Regions from separate parts of the Homo sapiens genome. Here region 1 is linked to region 2. A link is a contact called in ENCODE Hi-C or POLR2A ChIA-PET data. All regions are on one chromosome and are shown on one strand. The core of a region is the stretch at or near the end of the contact, and the rest is flanking DNA. Distances in the headings are between cores, read along the strand shown. Region 1 overlaps ST3GAL2 (ST3 beta-galactoside alpha-2,3-sialyltransferase 2). Region 2 holds the start of ST3GAL2 (ST3 beta-galactoside alpha-2,3-sialyltransferase 2).

Region 1 (4,651 bases), core at 1,575-4,074, 35 kb before region 2:
ACAGCTACTCAGATCATTTTGTTAAGCCCATGCACACCTCAATATAAAGAGCTCGGAGGAGGCAGGCCCAATGGCTCATGCCTATAATCCCACCACTTTGGGAGCCTGAGGTGGGTGTATCACCTGAGGTCAGGATTTCAAGACCAGCCTGGCCAACATGGTGAAACCCCATCTCTACTAAAAATACAAAAAATCAGCCAGGCGTTGTGGTGGCCACCTATAATTCCAGCTATGCAGGAGGCTTAGGCAGGAGAATCACTTGAACCCAGGAGGCGGAGGTTGCAGTGCGCCAAGATCACGCCATTGTACTCCAGCCTGGGCGACAAGAGCAAAACTCTGCCTCAAAAAAAAAAAAAAAAAAAAAAAGACCAGGCATGGTGGCTTACACCTGTAATCCCAGCACTTTCGGAGGCCGAGGCGGGTGGATCACCTGAGGTTGGGAGTTCGAGACCAGCCTGACCAACGTGAAGAAACCCCATCTCTACTAAAAATACAAAATTAGCCGGGCATGGTGGCACATGCCTGTAATCCCACCTACTTGGGAGGCTGAGGCAGGAGAATCGCTTGAACCCAGGAGTGGGAGATCGTGCCAATGCACTCTAGCCTGGGCAACAAGAGCGAAACTATTTCTCAAAAAAAAAAAAAAAAAAAAAAAAAGAATGGATAAATTGTGGTGCATTTTGTACCATATAGTAAAATGAATGAACTCCGGTTTCAGACATTAACAGGGATGAATATGGCCAAAAAACATTATATCGAGCAAAAAGAGTAGTCATGGATAAATGATCACAGCATGAATCCATGAAAAGCTAAAAAATACGCAAAGCTAAGCAAGACATTTTCTATGCCTCTCTATAAAGATAATAATAGAGAAAATCAAGGAAACAACACAAAATTCAGGGAATTCCTCTGGAGGGGGAAGAGAGGTAGATGAAATAAGGAGGGCTGAAGAGGCTTCAGGAGTACTGGGTACCTTGTAATCCAGGTGGTGGGTACAGAAGTATTTTTTTTTCTTTTGAGACGGAGTCTTGCTCTGTCACCAGGCTGGAGTGCAGTGGCGTGATCTTGGCTCACTGCAGCCTCCGCCTCCTGGGTTCAAACGATTCTCCTGTCTCAGCCTCCTGAGTAGCTGGGATTACAGGCATGTGCCACCACACCCAGCTAATTTTTTGTATTTTTAGTAGAGATGGGGTTTCACCATGTTGGCCAGGCTGGTCTTTAACTCCTGACCTCAGGTGATCCACCCGCCTCAGCCTCCCAAAGTGCTGGGATTACAGGCATGAGCCACTGCGCCTAGCCATGGAGTATTTCTTATGTTTATTCTGTAAAGAGCACAAATACGATATATACTACTTTGAGTCTATGATGCATTTCGTAGTAAAATCTAAAATGCTTTTAGGTTAAAACATGTTTTATTAAAGCACTACTCTGGCTGTTGCGTAAGACTAGCAGGGAGACCAGAAAGGAACTGTTGCAATATCCCAGGTGGTGGAGGTGGTGAGAAATGGCTGGATGTACTCTGAAGGGCTTAACTAGTAGGGTAGTTGGAGGGTACAAGGAGGGGGCCCATGGGGAAGGGAAGAGGGGAGCAGGGTGGGAAGAGGAAGACAGGAATCAGGGAGATATGGAGGCTGTGGCCTGAGCAACCTTGTGGATGGGGCTGTCATTCACTATACAGAAAAGACAGAAAATTAATGGGTTTGGCTGAGAAAAAACAAAAGTTCTGGTTAAATTTAAGATGTCTTTTAGGCCAGCTGTGGTGGCTCATGTCTGTAATCCCAACATTTTGGGAGGCCAAGGCGGGAGGATCACTTGAGGTCAGGAGTTTGAGACCAGCCTGGGCAACACAGCAAGACCCCATCTCCACAAAAAAGTAAAAACGTTGGGCATGAAGGCTCATGCCTGTAATCCCAACACTTTGGGAGGCCGAGGCGGGCGGATCATGAGGTCGGGAGATTGAGACCTTCCTGGCCAACATGGCGAAACCCCATCTCTACTAAAAATACAAAATATTAGCTGGGCGTGGTGGTGGGTGCCTGTAATCCCAGCTACTCGGGAGGCTGAGGCAGGAGAATTGCTTGAACCAGGGAGTCAGAGGTTGTGTGAGCTGAGATTGCACCACAGCACTCCAGCCTGGTGACAGAGTGAGACACTGTCTCAAGCAAACAAACAAACAAAAAAGTAAAAACATTAGCTGGGCATGGTGGCAGGTGCCTGTAGTCAGTCCTACCTACTCAGGAGGCTTAGGCATAAGGATCACTTGAGCCCAGGAGTTCAAGGTTGCAGTGAGCCGTGATCATGCCATGGCACTCCAGGATGGGTGACAGAGTGATACCACAACTCGAAAAAAAAAAGAAAGTTTTTTAGACATCCACATGCAGTTGGAAACAGGCAGTTGAACACACCTGTTTGAAGCTCATGGGTGAGGTCAGAGTTAGAGGGATATATCTGAGAGTCATCAGAGTACAGTTCATTCTTAAAACTACAGGACCAGAAGAAAAGATCTAGGGAGGGTCTACCACAGACAAGAGTAGGCGGCTCAGGACAAAGCCTGGGGTACTCTGCTGTCTGAAAGAGAAGCCAGGAAAGAAACAGCCAATGAGGCAGGGGGAAAAACAGCCCTGCATCTGGGAAGCCAAGAGAAGAAAGTTTCGAGAATGAAGGAGGAATTAACAGTGTCAAGTGTTTGAAAAAGTAAGGCGAGGACTGAGAACTGACCACTGGATGGAGGGCAGTGGTGACCTTCACAATGACTGATCCAGGGGTATTGCGAGGCTCAAGCACAGGAAAAGATGCTCAACGTCATTAATCATCAGGGAAATGCAAATCAAAACCACAATCAGATACCACTTCCTGCCCATCAGGGTGGCTGTAACCAACAAGACAGATAATAACCAGTGTTAGTGAGGACGCAGAGACATTGGAACCCTCAGACTTTGCTATTGGGAATGTGAAATGGTGCAGTCGCTTTGGGCAACAGTCTGGCAGTTCCTCAAAAGATTAAATATACAGTCACCATAATATATGACTCAGCAATTCCACTTCTAGGTATATACTCAAGAGAAATGAAAACTTAGGTTCACATAAAAACTTGTACACATGGCCGGGCACGGTGGCTCACACCTGTAATCCCAGCACTTTGGGAGGCCAAGATGGGCAGATCACGAGGTCAAGAGATCAAGACCATCTGGCCAACTTGGTGAAACCCCATCTCTGTTAAAAATACAAAAATTAGCTGGGCATGGCTGGCGTGCGCCTGTAGTCCCAGCTACTCAGGAGGCTGAGGCAGGAGAATCGCTTGAACTTGGGAGGCAGAGGTTGCAGTGAGCCGAGATCGCACCACTGCACTCCAGCCTGGCGACAGAGTGAGACTCCATCTCAAAAAAAAAAAAAAAACACCTCATACACAAATGATTTATAGCAGCATTATTCATAAGAGTGCCAACATGGAAACAACTCAAAGTTCCATCAACCAATACATAAATAAACAAAATGTGGTATATCCATACAAGGGAGTATTATTCAGATATAAAAAGGAATCAAGTTCTGGCACTGCTACAGCATGGATGAACTTGAAAACCCTGTGCTAAGTGAAAGGAGCCAGGCACAGCCTGGTGCGGTGGCTCACGCCTGTAATCCCAGCACTTTGGGAGGCCGAGGCAGACGGATCACGAGGTCAGGAGATCGAGACCATCCTGGTTAACATGGTGAAACCCCATCTCTACTAAAAACACAAAAAATTAGCCGGGCATGGTGGCGGGAGCCTGTAGTACCAGATACTCGGAAGGCTGAGGCAGGAGAATGGCATGAACCCGGGAGGCGGAGCTTGCAGTGAGCCGAGATTGCGCCACTGCACTCCAGCCTGGGTGACACAGTGAGACTCCGTCTTAAAAAAAAAAAAAAAAAAAAAAAAAAGGAAAAAAAGGAATAAGGCACAAAAGGCCCCATGCCAGATGATTTATGTAAAATGTACAGAATAGGCAAATCCATAGAGACAGACAGTAGATTACCAGTTGCCAGGGGCTGGAGGATAGAGAAGAATGGGGAATGACTGCCAGTGGGTTGGAGTTTTCTTCTGGGGTGATGTTCCAAAATTGTTTGTGGTGAATAGGTTAAAAGCCACTGACAGCCAGGCGCGGTGGCTCACGCCTGTAATCCCAGCACTTTGGGAGGCCGAGGCAGGTGGATCACGAGGTCAGGAGATCAAGACCATCCTGGCTAACATGGTGAAACCCCGTCTCTACTAAAAACACAAAAAAATTAGCCAGGCATGGTGGCGGGCGCCTGTGGTCCCAGCTACTCAGGAGGCTGAGGCAGGAGAATGGCGTGAACCCGGGAGGCAGAGCTTGCAGTGAGCCGAGATCATGCCACTGCACTCCGGCCTGGGCAACAGAGCAGGACTCCGTCTCAAAAAAAAAAAAAGCCACTGACTTGTATGTTTCAAAGAGATGAACTGCATGGTGTGTGAATTATAGCTCAATAAAGGTGTTACAACAAAAAGAGAGAATGGTGCTGGGCGTGGTGGCTCACCCCTGTAATCCCAGCACTCTGGCAGGCCGAGGTGGGCAGATCACCTGGGGTCAGGAGTTCAAGATCGGCCTGGCCAACATGGTGAAACCCCATCTCTACTAAAAATAACAAAACTTAGCTG
Region 2 (4,862 bases), core at 517-3,016:
GAGGGCTGGGAAGGGGGTTGCTGAAGCAGTGAACCATCTGGTTCAGATCAAGATTGCTCCTTCAGGAACCCACATAACTCCTAGAGCCTCCTGTCCCTCCTTTCCTCCACCCAACCCACTGGGAAACTGGGGATTGGGGTAGAATGGATGACTATCCCCCTCTGCCCCCCCCGCAAAAAAAAAAAAATCTGAAGAGGACAAAACAAAAAACCTGAATAATACAGGCAAATCTGTGCCACCTCTCTGAGCCCTCGTTCCCTCTAAATCCTGAGTCCCACGACTAAACTTGAGATCACCGCCCACATACTCTGTGCCTTCCTCCACAGAGAGATCAGGGCAGCCAGCAGGCATCCCTCCCTGAAAGGGCAACCCCTCCAAAGTTAGCAGCAGAAGCAAGATGAAGCTTAGGGGTGTGGTCTCCCAGACTCCTCTTATGCCACCATCTCTCTAAAAACCAGCGATACCTTCCACCTGAGAAGGGCTTCAGAGCCCACCAGGCAAGGAAGGGGTGGCCAACCAGCTTCCAAACATCCGTCCCAAAGACGAGGCGGGAGTGTGTTACTGGCCAGAGGTCCCAGAGTGCCCTGTACTCCCCCGGAGGCTTTGACTGAAAAGAGGCCCCAGGTCCCTGCCTGCCCCCAGCACCTCTCTAGCCCCTTTCTCCAACACCACCTTTGACTCAATCCTCCGCTCCTTTACGCAGCTGTAAAGCAAGAGGGAAGATGGGAGACGGGAGATGGATGCAGTTGGCAAAAGATAAATCGAAAGGCTAACTTGAGCAAGCAAGCAATTGGTGCTGACTCCTCTACAGGCAGAGGGAACCCGGAGTGGGTTATGCGAAGGAGGGAAGGCCAACAGGAGCGGCAGGAAGCTAAGGGGAGACTCAAGTGAGCTCAGCCCAGAGCTGTAGCAGGGGGTGGGAAGTTTGGTCCAGTCACAGGGGAATGACTGGGGGTAAGAAATGACTTCCATTCCAAGGCAGAGAAGGAACAGGAGAGAGGAGAGACGAGGTTCAGACCAGCCTCCACGGGACTGGCGCTTTGGCCAAGTTTCTGGCTTCAGCCGTGCCTCAGTTTCCCCAAAGTAGGAAGGTCGAGCCGTGAGAACTGGGCCACTGAGGATGGTTAGGGGGCAGTGCCAGGTAGGGGAAAGATCACAGGGGAGAGAGGAAAGAGGAGCTGATGGGGCAGACAGGCTCTGGCCAAGAGTGGGGCCGGGGTCTCCCAGGTGGAGCAGAGGCCGGGAGACCCAGGGTTAGCGGTACGAACTAGGGAGTGGACTGGAAGTCGGGACCAGGGCAGAGAGCTCTTCCGAGGGCTGGGGCTGGGGCTGGGGTTGGGGTTGGGGGCTGCCGGCAAAGGAGCGGAGCGGGAGCCCTGGGAGGCTGGGAGCGGCTGGACGTGCAAAGCAGAAGGCGGGGATCCGGAATGAGGCCAACGCGCGCGGACCCCCGCCCACACGAGGGAGCCCGGCGCCCCGACCCGGGGGAAGTTGCCGGGCTGGAACGGGCCGGTCTGGGCCGCTGGGCCGCGCCAGCTGCCCGCGCAGGGGAGGTCTGGGCAGCCGGGGGCCCGGGGCGCTCTGCATCCCGCCCGCCCTCATCCCACCCGCGCACCTCAGTCAGCGCCCGGCGCCGCGCGGGCCATGCTCGCCGCTCCGGCCGCCGCCGCCGCCCGCGCAGAAAGCCGTCGCCGCCGCCGCCGCCGCCGCCGCCGTCGTCCGGACCCGTTAGCTCGCAGCTCTCTCGTCCGCCCGCCGTGGGCTAGTCCCGCCCTTGCCTGGCCCAACCCTCCCCGAGCGCCGCCGCCGCCGCCGCCTCAGCCCGGCCCCTCCCCCCACCCCTGCCCGGCTTGAAGGGAAGGGTGGGGGACAGGGGCGACTGCCCCCACCCCATTCACATCCTCCCCGTCTCTCCCTCCCTCCGCCCCCCGCACGCGCGCCGGCATGCTGGGATATGGAGTCCAGCGGGCGCTGGGTCGCTAGGGGCGCCCCGCATCCAGGACTACATCTCCCAGAAGACAGCGCGCGCATCCCAGGGATTGTGGGCTTTGTAGTTTCGCTAGGGCTCAGGGGGTCCGCCGTGCAGGAGGGGAGACGGAGGGGGATGGGAAGTCTTCATTCTCAGAAGGCCGGGCTCCAGCGGCTGGAGCAGACGGCCCCGAGCCGGGTTGGATACGTGGGTTCCTAGGGAGGTGCACACTAGCCGAGGACGCCTCTCAGATGCTGCTGTGGCCAGCTGCTGACGAGCCCGGCCGGAGGGCACTGTTCCCACTCGCGCTCTCAAAGAGCCGCGACCTGAGGCCAGCTTGGCTTCACGCCCGGGCTCTGAAAGCCCGAGCTGCGGTGGGGCCGCTGCGCCCTGGCCTGAGGGGAGAGAGACCCCATCAGCGGTGCGAGCGGGGGTTTGGCCTCGCTGGACTTTGTGTTCCCCACCTAGGAAAAGAGGAAAAGGGGGCAGAGTGTCTATTGGTTCCTCATCCACCGGGGCATCTCCCCCTTGCAGGCTCTCTCTTAGATGCCCGTAGCTTCCTGCTGTTGAGGGTAAAGTGAATGCATTTTAAATATTTGCCATGTCTTTTATTAGCCCATCCTTTCCCTAACTTCCGCACCTATTTCAAAACCTTTATGAAACTCCAGGTAGACTGCAGTTTCGCCCTCCAACAGGCTGAAGTGAGGCTGAAGTGGTTCTGAATTTTTGGTGTGTATGGGATCCTCTTGGCCAGCTTGTTTAAACGCAGATTGCTGCCCCCACCCTCAGCTTCTGGTTCTTTTAGCTCTAGGGCAGGCCCCAGAATTGGCATTGCTACCCCGTCTCCAGGTGTTGCTCATGCTGCCGGTTACTACCTTGATAACCTGATAACCTCTGCTGTTGGTGTTTGCTGCTAACACACCGGTATCCTCTTTCAAGGATGGCCCTTGTGTGGGATAATTAATAATGGCCCTGAAGAGCCAAACCCGGAAAGGCAGGGTCCCAGTCTAGTCCCCTTTAGCACAGGAACGCTCTTTGTTTTTGCTCAAGGTCTCACTGTCGCCCAGGCTGGAGTGCAGTGATGTCATCACGACCCCAGCACTTTGGGAGGCTGAGGCAGGTGGATCACATGAGGCCAGGAGTTAAGACCAGCCTGACCAACATGGCAAAACCCTGTCTCTACCAAAAATGCAAAAATTAGCTGGGTGTGGTAGTGCGTGCCTGTAATCCCAGCTACTTGGGAGGCTGAGGCACGAGAATTGCTTGAATCTGGGAGTTGGAGGTTACAGTGAGCTGAGATCATGCCATTGCACTCCAGCCTGGGCAACAGAGTGAGACTCTGTCTTAAACAAAAAAGGGCCAGGCGTGGTGGCTCACACCTGTAATCCCAGCACTTTGGGAGGCTGAGGCAGGTGGATCATGAGGTCAGGAGTTCAAGACCAGCCTGGCCAAGATGGTGAAACTCCGTCTCTACTAAAAATATAAAAATTAGCCGGGCATGGTGGCAGGCGCCTGTAATCCCAGCTACTCAGGAGGCTGAGGCAGGAGAATCACTTGAATCCGGGGGGATGGAGGTTTCAGTGAGCCAACGTCGCGCCACTGCACTCCAGCCTGGCCGGCAGAGCAAGACTCCGTCTCAAAAACAAACAAACAAACAAACAAACAAACAAAACACCGGCAGACTCTCAACACAAGTGATTTTACCCACCCTCCTCCCTCCACATTAAAAGGCTTCTACAGAGGCGGGTCACAGTGGCTCACGCCTGTAATCGCAGCACTTTAGGAGGCCTAGGCATGTAGATTGTCTGAGCTTAGGAGTTTGAGACCAGCCTAGGCAACGTGGAAAAACCCTGTCTCTCTTTATAAAAAAGAAAAGAAGGCTGGGCGCCATGGCTCATGCCTGTAATCCCAGCACTTTGGGAGGCCGAGGCGGGTGGATCACAAGGTCTGGAGTTCAGGGGTGGCCTGAACTCTTCCAGCCTGGCCAAGATGGTGAAACTCCGTCTCTACTGAAAATACAAAAAATTAGCGGGGCGTGGTGGCAGGCGCCTGTAATCCTAGCTACTGGGGAGGCTGAGGCAGAGAATTGCTTGAACCCAGGAGGTGGAGGTTGCAGTGAGCAGAGATTGCACCACTGCACTCCAGCCTGGACAACAGAGCAAGAATCCGTCTCAAAAAAAAAAAGAGACTTAAACAGTAATATAGTTTCTAACAGCTCAAGGTCACATCCTGGGATGACCCAAACCCACCTTAAAGTGCCTGCCTGAGAAGGCGCACCACTGCCGAAAGAATTTACTGTTCCAGGCGACACCCAATCATAGGCTCTGACTACACTTTCTCAGAGCATTTACTAAAAAGGGCTCACAATTGTGAATTCCTTATCTGATCCTTTGAGATGTGTAAGTATCTTCTACAACTCAAGAGTGTCTTTCTCAAGGACCTGAAAGCCATTCCTTGAATGTCGTCATCCTGAAGGATAAGGCCTCTTTGTGGGAGGACAGAATCCTAACTTTGATAATTGCCAGCTAGTGGACAGAGCTGTACATTGACCAATCCTTTGCAATTTTTCATGTCCCTGACTCTACCGAACCCCTGCTTGCCACCTTCCCTACTCCTTCATCCACTTTAAAACACAACTAGGCCAGGAACAGTGGCTCACACGTGTAATCCCAGCATTTTGGAAGGCCGAGGTAGGCGGAGCACTTGAGGTCAGGAGTTCGAGACCAGCCTGGCCAACATGTTGAAAGCCCATCTCTACTAAAAATACAAAAAATTAGGGCCGGGCGCAGTGGCTCATGCCTGTAATCCCAGCACTTTGGGAGGCCAAGGCGGGCAGATCATGAGGTCAGGAGATCGAGACCATCCTGGCTAACACGGTGAAACCCTGTCTCTA

The links. A loop is a pair of places that touch in the nucleus more often than their neighbours do. ChIA-PET counts read pairs that join two places held with the same protein, here RNA polymerase II (POLR2A). Pooled maps may share reads with other maps.
Region 1: a map of CD14-positive monocyte shows a loop between it and region 2 (5-fold over the local background). The contact joins the enhancer-like site here to the promoter of ST3GAL2 in region 2. A Hi-C loop is called at or near these places in 31 of 168 maps with a recorded cell type or tissue (A673, B cell, CD14-positive monocyte and 21 more), 37 of 37 single-sample maps with no recorded cell type and 26 of 50 pooled maps. POLR2A ChIA-PET finds 5 or more read pairs at or near these places in 28 of 52 experiments (A549, A673, AG04450 and 24 more).

The regions. Positions count from the first base shown.
Region 1 is chr16:70,401,652-70,406,302 of GRCh38, forward strand. All of the region lies in intron 1 of ST3GAL2 (ST3 beta-galactoside alpha-2,3-sialyltransferase 2), which reads right to left. Among named protein-coding and RNA genes, the nearest start is that of ST3GAL2, 35 kb to the right of the region's middle. RefSeq lists an enhancer at 3,011-3,180. Within about 2 kb of position 2,825, at least 10 of the 41 ENCODE cell types and tissues checked have a DNase peak (open chromatin) inside an H3K27ac peak, as active enhancers do; they include A673, CD14-positive monocyte, CD4-positive, alpha-beta T cell and 4 more, where a contact is called at or near this core.
Region 2 is chr16:70,437,334-70,442,195 of GRCh38, forward strand. ST3GAL2 (ST3 beta-galactoside alpha-2,3-sialyltransferase 2) reads right to left here and starts at 1,767. Exons shown (of 7, transcript NM_006927.4): 1 at 1,616-1,767. RefSeq lists silencers at 1,439-1,638, 1,739-1,918.